2 separate regions of the Homo sapiens genome follow, and region 2 is linked to region 1. A link is an interaction called in ENCODE POLR2A ChIA-PET data of the cell type or tissue named here. Cell type or tissue: GM12878. All regions are shown on one strand. Links, peaks and the distances in the headings refer to the core of each region. The heading gives the core; the rest is flanking DNA.

Region 1 (11,049 bases), core at 1,236-9,235:
CTAGCTACTTGGGAGGCTGAGGCAGGAGAATCATTTGAACCCGGGAGGTGGAGGTTGCAGTGAGCTGAGATTGCGCCACTGTACTCTAGCCCAGGCAACAAGAGTAAAACTCCATCTCAAAAAAAAAAAAAAAGAATAGTTTTACATTTTACAAAAATTGTGAAGGTAGTACAGTGTCCTCATACATCCTGACTCAGTTTCCCCTGTTAGCTTACATTAGTGTGGTGCATTTGTTACAATCAACGATCTAATATTGATGCATTAACTAAAGCCCATACTTTATTCGGACTGCCTTAGTTTTTACCTTGTGACAGATTTCCTGTTCCAGGATCCCATCAAGGATACCAATTACATTTAGTTGTCATGTCTCTTTAGGGTCCTCTTCGCTGTGACAGTTTCTCAGAATTTGTTTTTGATGACAGTTCTGAGAAGTACTGGTCAGGCAATTTGCAGCACGGCCCTCTACTGAGATTTGTCTGATGTTTTTTTTTCATGATTAGCTGAGGTTATGGATTTTTGGAAGAAAGATGATAGTGGTAAAATGCCATTTTTATCAAGTGATACCAGCGCATACTGTTGACATGACTTATCATGGTTGATGTTGGCCTTGATCACCTGGTTGAGGTAGTGTTTATCAAGTTTCTCACTGTACAGTTGCTCTTTCCCTCCCTTTGTGCTCTTTGTAAGGAAGTCACTCTGTGCAGTCCACACTTAAAGCATGATGAGTTATGCTCCACCTCCCTTTTTGTGTTTATTTTTAGAATCAAGGTTTCACTCTGTTGCCCAGGCTGGAGTGCAGTGGTGCGATCATAGCTCACTGCAGCCTTGGCCTCCTGGACTCAAGGGATCTTCTTTCCTCAGCCTCCTGAGTAGCTGGGACTACAGGTTCACACCCTGCAGGCTAATATTTAAATTTTTTGAAGAGATGGAATCTCACTAAATTGCCCAGGCTGGCCTTGAACTTCTGGGCTTGGGTGATCTTTCCACCTTGGCCTCCCAAAGCACTGGGATTACAGGGATGAGCCATCGCGCCTGGCTGATCCTAGCACTTTGGGAGCATCAAATATAAAATATATATAAAGAGAAACCCTAGTTGTTGTTTCATTCTCATGCAAACCAACGGCCTGTGGTGTGCTAGTAAATGTTTAACAACCTCAGTCTAGTCATGAGGAAACACCAAGTTAAGGGACAGTCTACAAAATAAAAGATCAATATTTCTCAAAAGTGTCAAAGTGGTGAGGAATAAAGGAAGACGGAGAAACTGTCACACATTGGAGGAGACCAAGAAGACATAACTAAATGTAAGGTGGGGTCCCAATTGGATTTTTTTTTTTTTTTTTTTTTTTTAGAAAGGGTCTCACTCTGTTGCCTGGGCTGAAGTGCAGTGGCGCGATCTTGGCTCACTGCAACCTCTGCTTCCTGGGATCAAGTGATTCTCCTGCCCCAGCCTCCTGAGTAGCTGGGATTACAGGTGCCCACCACCACGCCCAGCTACTTTTATTTTTGGATTTTTAGTGGAGATGGGGTTTCACCATGTTGGCCAGACTGGTCTCAAACTCCTGGCCTCAAGTGATTCACCTGCCTCGGCCTCCCAGAGTGTTAGGATTACAGGCATGAGCCACCATGCCCGGCCCCAATTGGATTCTGAAATGGGGAAGGGCCCCAGAATAAGCCAGTGTGGCATAAAAATTGTTTTGAGCCGAGGGCTTCTGACTTTCTGAAATCTCTTATCTGCCTAAGAGCAGAGCCTCCCAAAAGAATAAAAAAGAACTCTATTGTCATAAATCTTATCCCTGGGAACAACTCCAATCTTCTCTGAGACAGAAGTCAGCCACACACCAAAGCAGACAGTCACAAAATCTGTCATATCCCCCATCTAGTCTCCTAAGGGCTCATTTATCTTTCCAAAACCTCGTTTGTTTTTCCACAAGTGCTCTTTCTTCCCTTCTCCTTCATCTATTTTGTCTTTTTCGTTTCCTGTCTTTTTTTTTCGAGACAGGGTCTCCCTCTGTTGCCCGGGCTGGAGTGCAGTGGTACGATCATAACTCATTGAAACCTCGACCTACCAGGCTCAAGCAATCCTCCAACCTCAGTCTCCCAAGTAGCTGGGACTACAGCTATGCATCACCATGCCCAGCTAATTTTTTTTTTTTTTTTTTTTTGTAGAGACAAGTTCTCACTTTGTTGCCCAAGCTGGTCTTGAACCCCTGGGCTCAAGTGATCCTCCTGCCTCAGCCTCCTAAAGTACTGTGATCCTTCACCTATTAAGATGGATTATAAGCCCCAAATTCTATTTTTTTTTTTTTTTTTGAGACAGAGTCTCGCTTTGCCCGGAGTAGAGTGCAGTGGTGCATTCTCGGCTCACTGCAACCTCTGCCTCGTGGATTCAGGCAATTCTCCTGCCTCAGACTCCTGAGTAGCTGGGGTTACAGACACCTGCCACCATGCTCGGCTAATGTTTTGTATTTTTAGTGAAGATGGGGTTTCACCAAGTAGGCCAGGCTGGTCTCGAACTCCTGGTCTCAAGCGATCCACCGGCCTTAGCCTCCCAAAGTGCTGGGATTACAGGCATGAGCCACCACGTCCGGCTATAAGCCCCAAATTCTAACCACTCCTTTGAGTCACATTTTCTTTTCTGTGAACTCCCATGTGCATACATACATATGGAAATAAAACGTCTTTTCTCTTGCTAGTCTGACTTGTGTCAGTTTAATGTATGGACCCTGTCAGTGAAAATAAGGGAGCAGAGGAAATATTTTTCCTCCCAGAAGGCGGCAAAGGACATTAGTGGAAAAACCGGTGAAAAATGAATAAGGTCTGCAGTGAATTGTCCTAGTGCTAATTTCTTGGTTTTGATGATTGTAAGACCTTAACATCAGAGAAACCTAGGTGAGAGTACACAGGAATGATCGGTGCTATCTTTGCAACTTTCTGATAAATCTAAAATAATTTCAAAGTTTAAAAAGTTAAAAACAAAGGAAAATCATAGCAACAACACTATCAAAGACCATAGGCCTTGAAGCCAGCCTACACTGGATTTATTTTTATTTATTTATTTTTTTGAGAGGGAGTCTCGCTCTGTTACCCAGGCTGGAGTGCAGTGGCATGATCTTGGCTCACTGTAACCTCCACCTCCTGGGTTCGAGTGGTTCTTCTGCCTTAGCTTCCTGAGTAGCTGGGATTACAGGCCTGTACCACCACACCTGGCTAATTTTCGTATATTTAGTAGAGACAGGGCTTTGCCATGTTGGCCAGGCTGGACTCAAACTCCTGACTTCAGGTGATCCACCTGCTTCGGCCTCCCAAAGTGTTGGGATTACAGGTGTGAGCCACCATGCCCGGCCTGGATTTATTTTTATTTTTTATTTTTTTCTCTGGATACCATTGATTGGAATCTCATTCTGGATTTAAATCTTGATTATTCCACAAATCTATTGGGCAATAATGAGCTGAGTGAACCTAGGGCAAGTTAATCTCACTCTTGCAACCATCAGTTTCCTCCACCAACAAATAGATGGGACAGCGACGATATGACCCACCTCACAAAGGTGTGGTGATGCATTTGTGTATAAAGCTTGCAGTAAGTATCTTCCAGTGTTCAGTAGAACCATAACCATCACATCTGCTTTTTTGGCCTCTTCTATTTGTGCTGGGCTGGGGAGAGGCGCAGGGCCCTGTGGCCAGTCTCTGTCAGGGTTTCCTGCACCTAGAGGTCAACTTGCTCTAAGAAGAGAGGTTTGATGGAAATCTGAATTCTTGTCTCTTAAAACAGAGGCAGGGCTGTGCGAGGTGCCTGTAATCCCCCCACTTTGGGAGGCCGAGGCAGGCAGATTACTTGAGTTTAGGAGTTTGAGACCAGCCTAAGTAGCATGGCGAAACCCCATTGCTACAAAAAATTAAAAAATTAGCTGGGCATGGTGGTGCGTGCCTATAGTCCCAGCTACTTTGGAGGCTGGGGTAGGAGGATCGCTTGAGCCCAGGAGGTCGAGGCTGCAGTGAGAGCTGTGATTGTACCACTGCACTCCAGCCTGAGTGACAGAGTGAGACCCTGTTTCAAAAAAAAAAGAAAAGAGAAAAAGAAAAAAAGAAACCAGAGGAGGCGGTTCAGGCCAAGAAAATGGTGCCTTTTCTCCTGTTATTCTTCTTTCCGTACCCAGACAAAAATTACTCACCGTCAAGCACGTTTATCTGTGTTTATCGTATTCTTCAGTCTCTGTGAACTTGAACGGCTGTGTTTTTGGAAGGAGAAGGCCAGCACTCTGACTGCTGTCTGTCTTCAGCTGACTCTGCAGTCAGGCTGCTCCTGGCCCCAGCGGAGAGAAGCAGCCAGCATGATGGGCTCCATTTGATTCAATCTATTTTATGCAGCCATGGGGAAAGGATGACCTGAGAAGACAGTATAGAAAAGAGAATCAGGAAGCAAGAGTTGGGATTTGTCTCCAGGTTTGGAAATTCTTTTGTCTCAATCACCAGTATGCTAAAAGGTCCTTTGGGTATCTTTGAGGATGAAATGGAAAGATAACTTCAGAGTCAGGAAGTTTAGAACTCTGTTCTAAAGAGTTAAGAGGTCAGCAGGGCGCGGTGGCTCATGTCTGTAATCCCAGCACTTTGGGAGGCTGACGTGGGTGGATCACCTGCGGTCAGGAGTTGGAGACCAGCTTGACCAATATGGTGAAACCCTGTATCTACTACAGACACAAAAATGAGCTAGGTGTGGTGGTGGGTGCCTGCAGTCCCAGCTACTCAGGAGGCTGAGAGAGAAGAATTGCGTGAACCCAGGAGGGAGGCAGAGGTTGCAGTGAGCTGAGATCGTGCCACTGCCCTCCAGCCTGGCGACAGAGACTCTGTCTCAAAAAAAAAAAAAAAAAGAAAAAAGAAAAAAGAAAAAAGAATTAAAAGGTCTTGGGAAAGTTAGCAGCCTTTTCTGGACCTAGGGGGAGGTGATAATGAAAAATATTCATTAAATCATCTGTAAATGACTCATGTCACTGAATGAGCTAGATTACTCTATGAGGTAGACATTACACCAATAATCAAGCAACAACACCAATGGCAAGATTAATGACACCAGCAGCTATGTATGTTTTAAGTGTTACTATTGTTAGAGCGCGAAAAGAAGAAGGAATGGATGGAGGTGGCTCTACAGCAACACAGATCAAAGCCCTGCAGAGGGGGACACCAGCTAGTGCCGGAACCCACTCCCGCTTACAGACTTGGGTAATTACAGGTCAGGACGGGACAGGTCTTTGCTTGCTGCAAAAAGGGACAGGCAATGTGGCTAGCTGCTAAGGAGGGAATTTCCTGGGTTCAGGCGGTTAGGCCTGAACTTGTCTGGTAGGGTGTTTCTCACAGCCGAGACCCACTGGAATTTTCCACTCTGACTAGGGTTGCGAAATGGCAGGGGTTTACAACATGGTGCAGCTTGGAATAACAACTATGTGCTGGGCAGTAGAAATGAAAAGTGCCTAGACACATCCCTTGGCTGCTCGAAATCTAGAGGGGAAGAGACACAGACAAGTTGTGGTCTAATAAAAAAAAAATTGGTTTTTGGCCAGGCATGGTGGCTTATGCCTATAATCCCAGCACTTTGGGAGACTGAGGTGGGAGGATCACCTGAAGTCAGGAGTTCGAGACCAGCCTGGCCAACATGGCGAAACCCCGTCTCTACTAACAACACAAACATTAGCTGGGTGTGGTGGTGCGCGCCTGTAATTCCAGCTACTTTGGGAGGCTGGGGCAGGAGAATCACTTGAACCCGGGTGGTGGAGGTTGCAGTGAGCTGAGATTGTGCCATTGCACTCCAGCGTGGGTGACAAGAAACTCCATCTTGAAAAAAAAAGAAATATTTGGTTTTTGTCCCCAGTTCCTGGTACTGAGCTCCTAAAACGCTTAGAGTTTTCTGAGTGATGGGAGTGCCTTTTTTTTTTTTTTTTTTTTTTTTGAGACAGGGTCTCACTCTGTTGCCCAGGTTGCAGTGCACTGGTGTGATTTCAGTTCACTGCAAACTCTGCCTACCAAGCCCAAGCTGGTCTTGAACTCCTGGACTCAAGCAATCTTCCTGCCTTGGCCTCCCAAAGGGTTGGGATTATAGGTATGAGCCACTGTGCTTGGCCTGGAGTGTCTTTTGTTATCCATAAGGAGCCCTTTTCCATCACACCTGAGTTCATGCCAATAAGGTGACTTAGAGTAGTTCCCCTATATAGCTTCAGGATGGGGTTGGTCATCAGAAGACCAAGGAAGGCCAACTGCAGGGGCTTACACCTGTGATCCCAGTACTTTGGGTGGCTCAGGTGGGAGGATTACTTGGGTCCAGAAGTTCCAAACCAGCGTGGGCAACATAGGGAGACCGTATCTCTACAGAAACTAAAAAATTAGCTAGGCATGGTGATGCACATCCGTAGTCCCGGATACTCAAGAGGCTGAGGAGGGAGGATCATTTAAGCCCAATAGTTCAAGGCTGCAGTGAGCTGTAATTGTGCCATTGCATTCCAGCCTGGGCAACTGAACAAGACTTTGACTCAAAAAGAAGAAGAAGAAAAAAAAAGACCAAGTGGTTGGAGTGTTGAAATTTTTTTTTTTTTTTTTTAGATAAGAGTCTCGCTCTGTCGCCCAGGCTGGAGTGCAGTGGCACGATCTCGGCTCACCGCAAGCTCTGCCTCCCGGGTTCACGCCATTCTCCTGCCTCAGCCTCCCAAGTAGCTGGGACTACAGGCGCCCACCACCACGCCCGGCTAATTTTTTTTTGTATTTTTAGTAGAGACGGGGTTTCACCGTGTTAGCTAGGATGGTCTCGATCTCCTGACCTCGTGATCCTCCCGCCTTTTAACAACAGACATTGAGCTTGAGAAAAACTCTTGAACAATGAGGTCTGGGAAGCTTCTAGATGGGTGAACACACTGAAGTGCTGGGAGGCTGATGAGCCCAGGGAGTGCAAGAAAGCTTCATGCACGCGCCCCCATCACCCAATACCTGTCCCATGCATCTCTTCTAGCTGGCCATTCCTGAGTTATGTCCTTTTTTTTTTTTTTTTGAAACGGAGTCTTGCTCTGTCACCCAGGCTGGAGTACAGTGGCGCGACCTCGGCTCATTGCAACCTCCGCCTCCTGGGTTCAAGCGATTCTCCTACCTCATCCTCCAAAGTAGCTGAGATTACAGGTGCTCGCCACCATGCCTGGCTAATCTTTTTTTGTATTTTAGTAGGGACAGTATTTCACTGTCTGGCTGGTCTCAAAGTCCTGACCTCAAATGACCCGCCTATGTTTTTTTGTTTGTTTGTTTGAGACTGGGTCTCATTTTGTCTCACAGGCTGGAGTGCAGTGGCCTGATTACAGCTCACAGTAGCCTTGACCTCCTGGGCTCAAGTGATCCTCCTACCTCACCCTACCAAGTAGCTGAAACTATAGGCAGGCACCCACACGCCGGGCTAATTTTTGTGTTTTTTGTAGTGATGGGGTTTCCCTAGATTGCCCAGGCTGGTCTCAGACTCCTGAACTGAAGCCACCTGCCCACCTCAGCCTCCCAAAGTGCTAGGATGACAGGCCTGCTTACATATTTTCAATACATACAACAACAGTACAGGCAACTTTTATACTACAAGGGCAGAGTTGAATAGCTGTCACGTAGACTGTGTGGTTCATAAAGGCGAAATATTTACTGTCTGGCCCTTTATAGAAAAAGTTTGCCAACCCTTGACCTTATTACATTGTTGATGATGATGAAGTCATAAACAAATATGAAATAAAACATTTTTTAATAAAAAAATAAAAGCACCGTGTCTCCACAAAAAAATACAAAAATTAGCTGGGTGCAGTGGCACATGACTGCATTCTCAGCCACTTGAGAGGGTGAGGTGGGAGGATTGACTGAGCCCAAGAGGGCAAGGCTGTAGTGAGCCATGACTGTGCCACTGCACTTCAGCCTGGGTGACAGAGTAACACCCTGCCTCAAAAATAAATAAATAAATCAATAAAATAAATAAAACTGGCCAAGAACGGGGGCTCACACCCATAATCTCAGCACTTTGAGAGGCTGCAGTGGGAGGGTTGCCTGAATCCAGGAGGTTGAGACCAGCCTGGGCAACGAAGCTAGATCCTGTTTCTACAAAAAACGTAAAAAAAATTGCTGGGCATCACGGTGCACGCCTGTGGTCCCGGCCACTCGAGAGGCTAAGGCTGGAGGATTGCTTGAGCTCAAGAGTTCCAGACAAGCTAGGGCAACACAGCAAGACCCCGTCTATAAAAAATAATAATTTAGGTCGGGTGTGGTGGCTCACGCCTGTAATCCCAGCACTTTGGGAAGCCGAGGTGGGCAAATCACCTCAGGTCAGGAGTTCAAGATGAGCCAGGCCAACATGGTGAAACCCCATCTCTACTAAAAATATAAAAATTAGCCAGGCATAGTGGCAGGTGCCTGTAATTCCAGCTACTCGGGAGGCTGAGGAAGGAGAATTGCTTGAACGCAGTAGACGGAGGCTGCAGTGAGCCAAGATCGCACCATTGCACTCCAGCCTGGGGAACAAGGGCGAAACTCTGTCTCAAATAATAATAATAATTTTTAAAAAGTAGACAAGGTCTTGTTCTGTTGCCTAGGCTGGAGTGCAGTGGCATGATTATAACTCACTGCAACCTCTACCTCCCAGGCTCAAGCGATTCTCCCTCCTCAGCCTCTTGAGTAGCTGAGACTATAGGCATGTGCTACCACACCTGGCTAATTTTTAATTTTACACACACAGGGTCTCACTGTGTTTCCCAGGCTGATCTGAAACCGCTGGGCTGAAGCAGCATCCCACCTCAGCCTCCTAAAAATGTTGCAATTACAGGTGTGAGCCACCGCACCTGGCCAGGACATTTTGAATACAAATGTTTAGATCAGAATTATATCAACATGGCTGGCCGGGCCTGGTGGCTCATGCCTGTAATCCCAGCACTTTGGGAGGCCGAGGCGGGCAGATCACCTGAGGTTGGGAGTTCGAGACCAGCCTGACCAGCATGGAGAAATCCCCGTCTCTACTAAAAATACAAAATTAGCTGGGCGTGTTGGCACATGCCTGTAATCCCAGCTACTCGGGAGGCTGAGACAGGAGAATCACTTGAACCCAGGAGGCGGAGGTTGTGGTGAGCCAAGATCGTGCCATTGCACTCCAGCCTCGGCAACAAGATCGAAACTCCAGCCGGGCGTGGTGGTTCACACCTGTGATCCCAGCACTTTGGGAGGCCGAGGTGGGCAGATCCCGAGGTCAGGAGATTGAGACCATCCTGGCTGACACAGTGAAACTCCTTCTCTACCAAAAAAAAAAAATACAAAAAATTAGCCGGGCGTGGTGGTGGGCGCCTTAGTTCCAGCTTCTCGGGAGGCTGAGGCAGGAGAATGGCGTGAACCTGGGAGGTGGAGCTTGCAGTGAGCCGAGATTGCGCCACTGCACTCCAGCCTGGGCGATAGAGGGAGACTCCGTCTCAAAAAAAAAAAAAAAAAAAAAAAGCGCGAAACTGCTTCTCAATAAATAAATAAATAAATACATACATAAATAAATAAAACATGGCTGAATTATCAATGAGAAAGCATTATCCAAAGTAAACTCTACTAAGCCAGTTTAATTTTGTGATCAATTATCTACGTGGATCCATTAAACTATTCTAATTTTCCCCAAACTTTTTAAAATTTTAATTTACTGAAATTGGTGGCATGGAATCAATTGCTTTTCTTTATGTAATCTACTTTTTTCCCATATTGCACATACTAATTATAATTTACAACTGGTTTCATTGTGAGACCATTATTTCAGCTAAGTCCTATTTTCCTGGGATAAATTATCAAAGATACACATTTAGTGCAGAAAATTAGAATGTTTTGTCGATTTTTAGCTAGAAGCAAATTTGACCTTCTGAGATGTTTAGTTGTTTTTGGTGTTAATTTGTATTGATAATTTATAGCTGTAGTATTCATTATTATTTGAATCAAAGAATGATAGTTTGCATTTATTTCTTAGTTACTTGATGAGAAAATTGTAAGGTGTTTTGTTAGGTGGAGAGACTAGGAGAGATAGAAATGGGGAAAAATGGGGAAGGAGTGGGAAGAGGAGAGTGGAGAGAAGGAAAGAAAGAAAGAGGGAAGAGAGAGAGATGTGGAGGTCAAGTGGAAGCCAGAGAGGATGGAAATGGAACTATGTTGGCCAGGCGCAGTGGCTCACGCCTGTAATCCTAGCACTTTGGAAGGCCATGGTGGGCAGATCACCTGAGGTCAGGAGTTCAAGACCAGCCTGGCCAACATCGTGAAACCCCGTCTCTACTAAAAATACAAAAATTAGCTGGGTGTGGTGGCACATGCCCATAGTTCCAGCTACTTGGGAGGCTGAGATAGGAAAATAGCTTGAACCCAGGAGAAGGAGTTTGCAGTGGGCCGAGATCGCGTCATTGCACTCCAGCCTGGGTGACAGAGGAGACTCCATCTCAAAAAAAAAAAAAAAAAAAAAAGAAATGGGACTATGTTGAAATGAGGGACTGAAGAGAGATAGAAAGAGAAGGATACACTAGGGGCCAAAATATCCTCCAGGTCACAATGTTGGATTCAAACCTGTTCCCAGGTAGGATGTCTGGGATTTTAATGCTAACAGTCAGGATTCTCATTTCCTATCTCAGATATCTTCTTCTCCCTATATATATCAATTTTACTCTATTTGCATACAGATTAGCCATCTCTGGGAAGCTGGGATGTGCCCTCCACCCAACCACCAGTAACTTCCAGGCGCTACGTTTCATAGGCTACCATGTATAGCCATGCAAGTTACTCAGTGCACAACTCAACTTGCATACATTTACACAGTGATTCTTACTGTTCTTTCCCCCCGGTTCCAAATCATAAAGTTTTTTTTTGTTTTTTTTTTTTGAGATGGAGTTTTGCTCTTGTTGTCCAGGCTGCAGTGCAATGGTAAGATCTTGGCTCAGTGCAACCTCTGCCTCCCGGGTTCAAGTGATTCTCCTGCCTCAGCCTCCCAAGTAGCTGGGATTACAGGCATGTGCTACCACACACAGCTAATTTTGTATTTTTAGTACA
Region 2 (8,000 bases), core at 1-8,000, 400 kb after region 1:
TACACTGTCTCTGTTCAAATAAGTAGAAACAAGTAATTGGGGCAATGGCCTTGATAAATAATCTTACCATAAAGCTGCTTTCACAGAAAAATACTTGTTTGTATGTATTTTCTACCTTTATTAGAACATTTGGATAGTTGTGTAGGTCTGTGCTGTTCTTAAGGAAGGTGGCTATTATTAAGGGTGGTGGACTTGATTCAAGTCCTCCCAGTTTTGATGTGTTCCTTGACCAGTTGATTCTTATTTCCCTGACTTGTAAATTGCCGTCAGCTTCAGCTTGCCTTATTAAGAATTCTGTATAGTTGGCCGGGAGTGGTGGCTCACGCCTGTAATCCCAGCACTTTCGGAGGCTGAGGCGGGCGGATCATGAGGTCAGGAGATCAAGACCATCCTAGCTAACATGGTGAAACCCCATCTCTACTAAAAATACAAAAAATTAGCCGGGTGCAGTGGCAGTTGCCTGTAGTCCCAGCTACTAGGGAGGCTGAGGCAGGAGAATGGCGTGAACCCGGGAGGCGGAGCTTGCAGTGAGACGAGATCGCGCCACTGCACTCCAGCCTGGATGAAAGAGTGAGATTCCGTCTCATTAAAAAAAAAAAAAAAAAAAAAAAAAAAAAAAAAAAAAAAAAAAAAAGCTGCATAATCAATAGGCTGTAAATAAATGGAAACATATGCCCCTTCCCACATGTGGGGAATGTTGCTGTTGGCTCTTCTGCCCCTTAGCTGTCTTGTAGCACAATGCTTCAGCTTTCAGTTGAGTCTCTTTGTGGCTTGTCTAACTGCTGCTATCATATCCAGGTGATTAAGCTGTTATAGCCTTAATGGCAAGTTTCAATTCACTGTCGTCTTCCTCAGCTTTGGGTCTGGGAGCCCCTTACGTTCCCACTTTGTTCTCTCTGGGACCATCTTTCCATCTTCAATAAGCCTAACTTCTGAGCCACAGCAAAACAAATGCGTATGCGTTGAAGATAGTTTCAGAACTTGTGCATTGGGAAATTTTCTGTGGTTTAACACGGTGAGAAGAACTGGAATAGCCTGTGCTGTTCAGAAGCCAGAACTGATACTGAAAGCAGGTGCAGGCCTGTCAGCCACACAGCTGGTTGAGTTAACTCTATTAGACACTATTGGACAATTTTGTTATCTGAAATAGAAACCAGTATGGTGGCAGGCTGTCCCTTTGCCAAATGATGCCCCTGCTAGGCTGGTTTAGGTCTGCCTTTCTTGTTGGTGCATCTGCTGGGTTTTGCTGCCAGCATGTTGAAAACTGGCAGTTCTGTAAAGTTTTATTGTCTTCCTAGGTGTTTTTGTCCAGGAAAGAAATACTAAGATTTGCCGTTTTTTTAAATGATGACTTGGCATTTTGACTCTTGGCTGTACTTTAGCTGGAAGAAATTAGTGTCTGATTTTATTCTAATACTGGAACTGCATCTTTTTTTTTTTTTTAACCAAGAATGATTTTCTAGTTCTCTCCAAATCAAACATTCTTGGGAGCCTCTATTCTAAATTGTTTTTCACACTCAGTTCTAATGCCTTCACGTAATGGATTTTGTAATTTTGTTCTTTTCTTTTTTTCTTTTGAAAATCAGCAACAAGTAAAAAGAACCCCTGTGGGTGAAATACAATATCCCTCCCAAAGGAGAAATGGAAAAAAAAATGTTATTTCAAACTTCAAGCCCAAACGTTATCTGCCTTCTACATTTTAAGCAGGCTCAGAGCCTTGAGGATTGAGTCAAAGAATGCAAAACATGACCTCTCAAAGGCAAAAGCTAAAAAAAAAGTTGGACCTAGAACATCAAATAGCTCTTACCAAAGAGTGTTTTGATGAGTGAAGTGTAAATGAAGCGTAGAATATAGCTCTTTTCCAGGATACAAGGCCCAATTTCCGAAACATGCAAACACTCTCTCAATTGAATGCATTAGCTGCTTAGTTCCAGAGCTGCTGAAGTATAAAATGCGATAACTTATGTTAAACACCCAGCACTGTGCCTAGCCGATGTTGGACCCTCAATTTAATATTATTATTAATTATTTCTATATAGAGGGGAAACATAAAGAAACTTGTTTCAATTACTTATTTGACCTAAAATACAAGGTTGCACAATGCGTTGTAGCAAATGTCTATAAATCTTTACATAAAGGTCCCTGGAATAGAATCTCATTCTGCAAATTCAAGATCCTGTCTGGAGAAAAAGAGTGAAGACTCTATATGTATATTTTTGAATGAAATAGAGCACCCATATCTACTATGTGTCTTATGAGAAATGTTTCCCTAGAGGAGACTCATAAGGAGTGACCCAAGAACTGGCTTCAGAGTTTTAAAGGACTGCCATCCGGAAATTGTAGTAGAATTAGTCTCCTTTGCTTACAGTAGAGAACTAGAGCTAGTGGGTTGAAGCTTCAAGGAAATAACTGTGGTTCAGTGAAAGGAAACTCTTGCTGACACTTTAAGCTATCAGTGGAAGGGACCCTCCAAAGAAGTGGAGAGAAATCATGTGGACACTGGAATCTTCTGGCAGGAAGACTGGGAAGAGTTTCTGCAATGTATGGCGAGGCCAAGGGCAGAGGGAGCAGTTCTGTTGGTTTAGATAGATAACCTTAAAACTCTTCTATGTGGAGACTATTTGGGTCCAGCTGAATTATCTGCCTTGGAATCCTCCCATCCACTTTTGCTGAACAGCACAGCTATTACTGCCTTTTAGATATGAAATTCAATAGCATTTGTTCCTTGGCTCAGATCATTCACCTTTAATTGTGCCCATTAATACCAGTGATAACTAATGTTTATTCTTCAGTTACTATGTTCCAGGCTCTCTACAAAGTGTTTTGTGCATATTGCCCTTTTAATACGCAGAGATACTCCATATGAGTATTTTTATTATCCCCATTATGCAGATTTTAAACATGAATCCCAGTTGGCACAATTAAAGAGGCAGACTCATAACTAGCAATACTGAGATACAAAGCAAGGACTCTTAAGTCCAAAGCTTCTGTTCTTAACCACTTCTTTGTACTACCCTCCCCCCACCCCACCCACTTACTCTGAATTTTAAGAAGAGTGCTTTATCTTTTCATTATTCCTTTTGCAGCTTCATAAAGCTTTTATATGCATTTCATCAGGGGCTACGTTCTGAAAATGGTGTTTCTGGAACCATGGTTCTGGAAAGGGCAGAGACTAAATGATGCCGACATTGGTATCATCGTCATCATCATCAACATCACATCATTGCCATCACCATTTATAGCATCATCTCCATAATCACTACCACCATTGCTATCAACATCACACCATCACCAACATCATTATCTATCATCATTGCCATCATCATCATTGCCATAATTACCAACATCTTCTTCCTTTTTTTCCCCATTCTTCTTCTTCCTTCTCCTTTTCCTTTATCGTCATCGTCATTACCATCACCACCATCATCACCATCACCACCATCACCATCATCCTCATCATAGTTAACACATATTTTGTGCTCACTGTGTGCCAGCACATTACAGGTACTAACTCATTTAATCCTCCCACCAACACTATGAGGTAGGGATATTAACCCCATCTTACAGTTGAGAAAACTAAGATGCAGAGTGAATAGCTTGCCCAGTCATGCTCTTAAGCACAATACCTTAATGCCTCTCACCCTTTAGGAGCTGCTTTTCAGCTTGACTAAGGGTGGGAATCATCACTTAAATAAGTCATAGAAACTTCCCAAAAGTGTAAAAGTGTTCACTCAACCTTTATACTCAGGTTTTTTTCTGTAGAATTATTTAAAATTTTCTAGACATTATAATCATGTGCTTCTCCCTGTTACATGATGGGTAAATGGCCATCACAGGTTAGGAGACAGACCTTTGTAGAGCTATGTTTTTCCAAATGCACTTCCTTGTTCCTAAGTTGGAGGGCATTGTTAACATTCATGGGCTAATATTAATGAGAGCCACTGGATACAGGGATTGGGATGGTGCTCAGGACTCTCGATGAATTCTCATTTTATACTCATGACAAACCTATGGCATGGCTGCTATGATTATGCCCATTTTACTGATCAAGAAACAGGCTACGGATAGTTAAATAACTTGCCCAAGATCGCTAACACTAGGAACTAGCTGAGTTAGCATATAAATTTAAGGTTTTCTGGCTCCAGAGCTAGTGCATGTAATCACTGTGTTTCACTGTTCCTTTCATTCATTTTATGACCATTTTGTTTGTTTATTTTAGAGACGAGCATCTCTCTATGTTACCCAAGCTGGTCTCAAACTCCTGGCCTCAAGTGATTCTCCCACCTTGGCCTCCCAGAATGCTGTGATTACAAGTGTGAGCCACCACACTCAGCTTATGGTCATTTTGGAAACTTCTCTACACGGGCTGACCTCCGCTAACTCTTTGCTGTCACTCCTATTTAAGGCTGCTGTTAGCTCCTGTGCTGTTAGCCAGGCACATAGTAGGAATACATTATTTTGGATAATTCTGGGGACTATAGGATAAAATGTGAAAATTACAAGATGGATTTTTTTTTTTTAGTTAAAGTAAAGAAGACCTTTCTAAAATGTGTATCTATACACCAATGATACTGGTTGTTTTGGAGAGGTACTGAGGTCTTTACTCCATGGAAGCAGGCAAGCAGAAAAATAGGCCCACCTATCTGCCAGAGGTATTGTAGAAATGATTCAGGGGCAGAAGATTGAATCAAAAGAACTCTAAGGCTGGGTGCAGTGGCTCATGCCTGTAATCCCAGCACTTTGGGAGGCCAAGGCAGGCAGATGGTCTGAGGTCAGGAGTTTGAGGCCAGACTGGCCAACATGGTGAAACTCCATTTCTACTAAAAATACAAAAATTAGCCAGGTGTAGTGGTGGGCACCTGTAGTCCCAGCTACTCAGGAGGCTGAGGCAGGAGAATCACTTAAACCTGGGAGGCAGAGGTTGCAGTGAGCCGAGATCGCACCACTGCACTCCAGCCTGGGCAACGGCAAGACTCCGTCTCAAAAAAAAAAAAAAAAAAAAGAACTCTGAGACTTCATATGAGACTCAAATATGAGTTTAAATCTCATATCTCAGCTATGACTGCTTTTCAACTACTTATTGTATCCTTGAATTAGCTCAGTTCTATTCAGCCATCTGCTTGCTTTCTTTGTTACTTTCATTTAAAATGATTCTTTGTTGTGGAAAAATACAGAAAACAAAAAATTTGCCATTTTAACAATTTAAACTGTATAATTCAGTGGCATTAAGTGCATTCACAATGTTGTACAACCATCACCACTATCTAGTTTCAGAACCACCTCATTACCCTACCCCTAAAAGATTCTACTTCTAGTTAGATACCTCCCCAAATTAAAAATAGGTATTCAAACAAAAACTGAAAAACTTGTACTAGAATGTTCCTAGAAGCACTGTTCATAGTAACCCAAAGTGTAAACCTAGATGTCCATCAACAGACATTTGATGGATGAACTTAATGTGGTTTTGTCCATACTATAGAATATGAGCCATAAAGGAATGAAATATGTTTTCCAACATTGATGAACCTTGAAAACATTAGGCTACGTGAAAGAGGCCAGGCACAAAAGGCCACATAGTGTATGATTCCGTTTACATGAAATACATGTATTACTTTTTGCTAGATCTGTAAGCCCTCTGTGGTATTGTTAACATAGTACTTTTTACCTACATTGACCTAATCTTTTAGAGACATAAAATTCCACCATAGCGTCTTCTTAAGCAACGATATATATGAAACAGTGGGTTTGAGATGCTAGTTCCATTTTTCCAATATACATGAAAATAATAAAATCTAATTCTAAAAATAAAGTTTGCCCATGTGCCATCTAAATGCATCTGTGTACCATCTCAAATACACTTAAGGCATTTCAGAAAACAGCCTTTTGGGATCCTCTTGGCAATCAATTTCTCCTTGAATGTGATCCACACAGCTCTTTTCTCTGTACTTAAGCTATCTGATATGACAGCCAGCCACTAGCCATATGTGGCTATTTAAATGGAAATTAAGTAAAATAAAATGGAAAATTCATATCCTCAGTCACACTATCCACATTTCAGTTGCTCAATGGCAACAGGTGACTAGTGGCTGCCATACTGGATGTGACAGATATATTGCCATTGTGCTAGAAAGATCTACTGGACAGCTCAACCTAGGGCTGGCTTTCATTCTTTCTGTTGTGCTAGGGAAGCTCCCTGATATGGTTTGGCATTGTCCCCACCCATATCTCATCTTGAATTACCACATGTTGTGGGAAGGACCTGGTGGGAGGTAATTGAATCATAGGGGCGGGTTTTTCCCATGCTTTTCTTGTGATAGTGAATAAGTCTCATGAGATCTGATGGTTTTAAAAAGGTGGAGTTTCCCTGCACAAACTCTTTTTGCCTGCTCCCTTCCATGTAAGACATGACTTGGTCCTCCTTGCCTTCCACCATGATTGTGAGGCCTCCCCAGCCACATGGAATTATAAGTCCATTAAACCTCTTTTTCTTCCCAGTTCAGGTATGTCTTTATCAGCAGTGTGAAAAACAGACTAATAACACTCCCTGTCTCCTAGATCCCATGCTTAAGTCAACCTCTCACTCAGCATCTTTAATTCCCACCACTTGCTCCTGGCTGACCATTCATCCCCCAGCCAGCTCTGAAACTGACCTACTTTCCCAATGTCACCAGGGAGGGCCTGGTGCCAGGCCACGGTGTGGTGCATCCCCTCACTGCTCCCTTCCTGTTTGCTGCTCGCCCAGCTCTGGACGCAATCCATCTTGCCACTCTCTCTTGCTCTCATCGTACTGACGTGAGGATCTCCTCCCACACAGCCCTGGCCAGCTTTCCTGAAGGGCTCTGCTGGGCTTCAAACTCCATTTTGTTTCATTATCAAGTGTAAGAAAACAGCCCTTTTCCTTTTCCCACACTTCTCCCTTTACTCTCCTGTTGGTCTGTCTTCTTCTTCTCCTTCTTCCCCTGGGTTTTCTTCTCTTTGACTTCTCTTCTTTTCCTCTTTCTCCTCCTTTGTTCCCTCTTTCTCTTCCTCCTACTCTCCCCACAATTATTTCTCTGTAGTTGTAAGATTAACCCTTTATAGCTATTTGGGAAAAAAAACTGGAAGAAGGACTATAGTAAAAAGAAAAAAAAGCTATATTCTTTTTACCATTTATACAGAAAAACAAAACAAAACAAAACAAAACTCCTCCTCCACCCAGCAGTTCCTTTGCCCTTTAGGTGGTAAACACATCATTCTCTTCTCCCACCAAGAGGGTGACCTTGCAATTATGGATGAAGATATGAATATCAGAGCAGTGACTGGGACTTGCAGAGCTTAGTCTTTTAGGGGACACATTTCCACACCAGAAATCCATGTCCGGGTGTGAAACATTATTACTGCTAATGTACATAGTGCTGTCAAGTTTCATTATGAGGCCCGGCAGAGTTCAGACCTCTATTTAGGCCAGAATACAGTGAACTCTGTCCTGATGGTTCTCACATGCCATCCAGCACACCGGGACATTCTCAACGCTGCTCAGGACTCCAGCTCCGGCCAGATGAAAATCTGCTCCTGCTCATTCAGCAAATGGTCACTGACCGCCTACCACATGCCAGACACTGTGCAGGGGTGAGGGCACGCAGCGAGGGCTCAGACATGATCCCTGTTTCCCGGGAGCTTACCCTCCAGCAAAGAAGAGAATGTATGTGTTTGAAAAACTCTAAGGTGGAAATGGAGCTGCAGAGGAAGTGAGGGGAGTTTTGAGGAGGGAGTGGAGGCTGGAAGCTCAGTGAGCCTTTTGGGAAAAGGTGGACTCTCTGCTCAGTTTTGGAGGATTTGAACATGTGAATATTTAGGCGAGACAGATCTTTGTATTTAAATGAGACTTGTGATTTTGCTTTATTTTCTTTTATTTTTTAATGAAAATTTTAAATTTTATTTTTAAAAATAATATCTAGTAAAATTGACTGTTGGAGGCATGACTGTATGATTCTTGGCACACAGATTCGTATAATCATGAC

What was found. ChIA-PET counts read pairs that join two places held together with the same protein. Peaks named below come from ENCODE experiments on the same cell type or tissue, not always from the same donor. Only the 100,000 strongest peaks of a DNase experiment are listed, where the experiment ranks them.
Region 2: POLR2A ChIA-PET joins it to region 1 with 5 read pairs; 2 of 35 experiments call an interaction of 5 or more read pairs at or near these places.

Annotation. Positions count from the first base shown.
Region 1 is chr16:10,302,973-10,314,021 of GRCh38, reverse strand. No RefSeq gene overlaps it. Among named protein-coding and RNA genes, the nearest start is that of ATF7IP2, 78 kb to the left of the region's middle. In GM12878, for the core only: a CTCF peak has its summit at 5,181; DNase peaks (open chromatin) are centred at 5,261, 5,381 and 7,351; H3K27ac peaks cover 1,742 bases.
Region 2 is chr16:9,907,540-9,915,539 of GRCh38, reverse strand. All of the region lies in intron 3 of GRIN2A (glutamate ionotropic receptor NMDA type subunit 2A), which reads left to right. Among named protein-coding and RNA genes, the nearest start is that of GRIN2A, 270 kb to the left of the region's middle. In GM12878, for the core only: no CTCF peak of the experiment used is centred there; a DNase peak (open chromatin) is centred at 1,059; H3K27ac peaks cover 2,026 bases.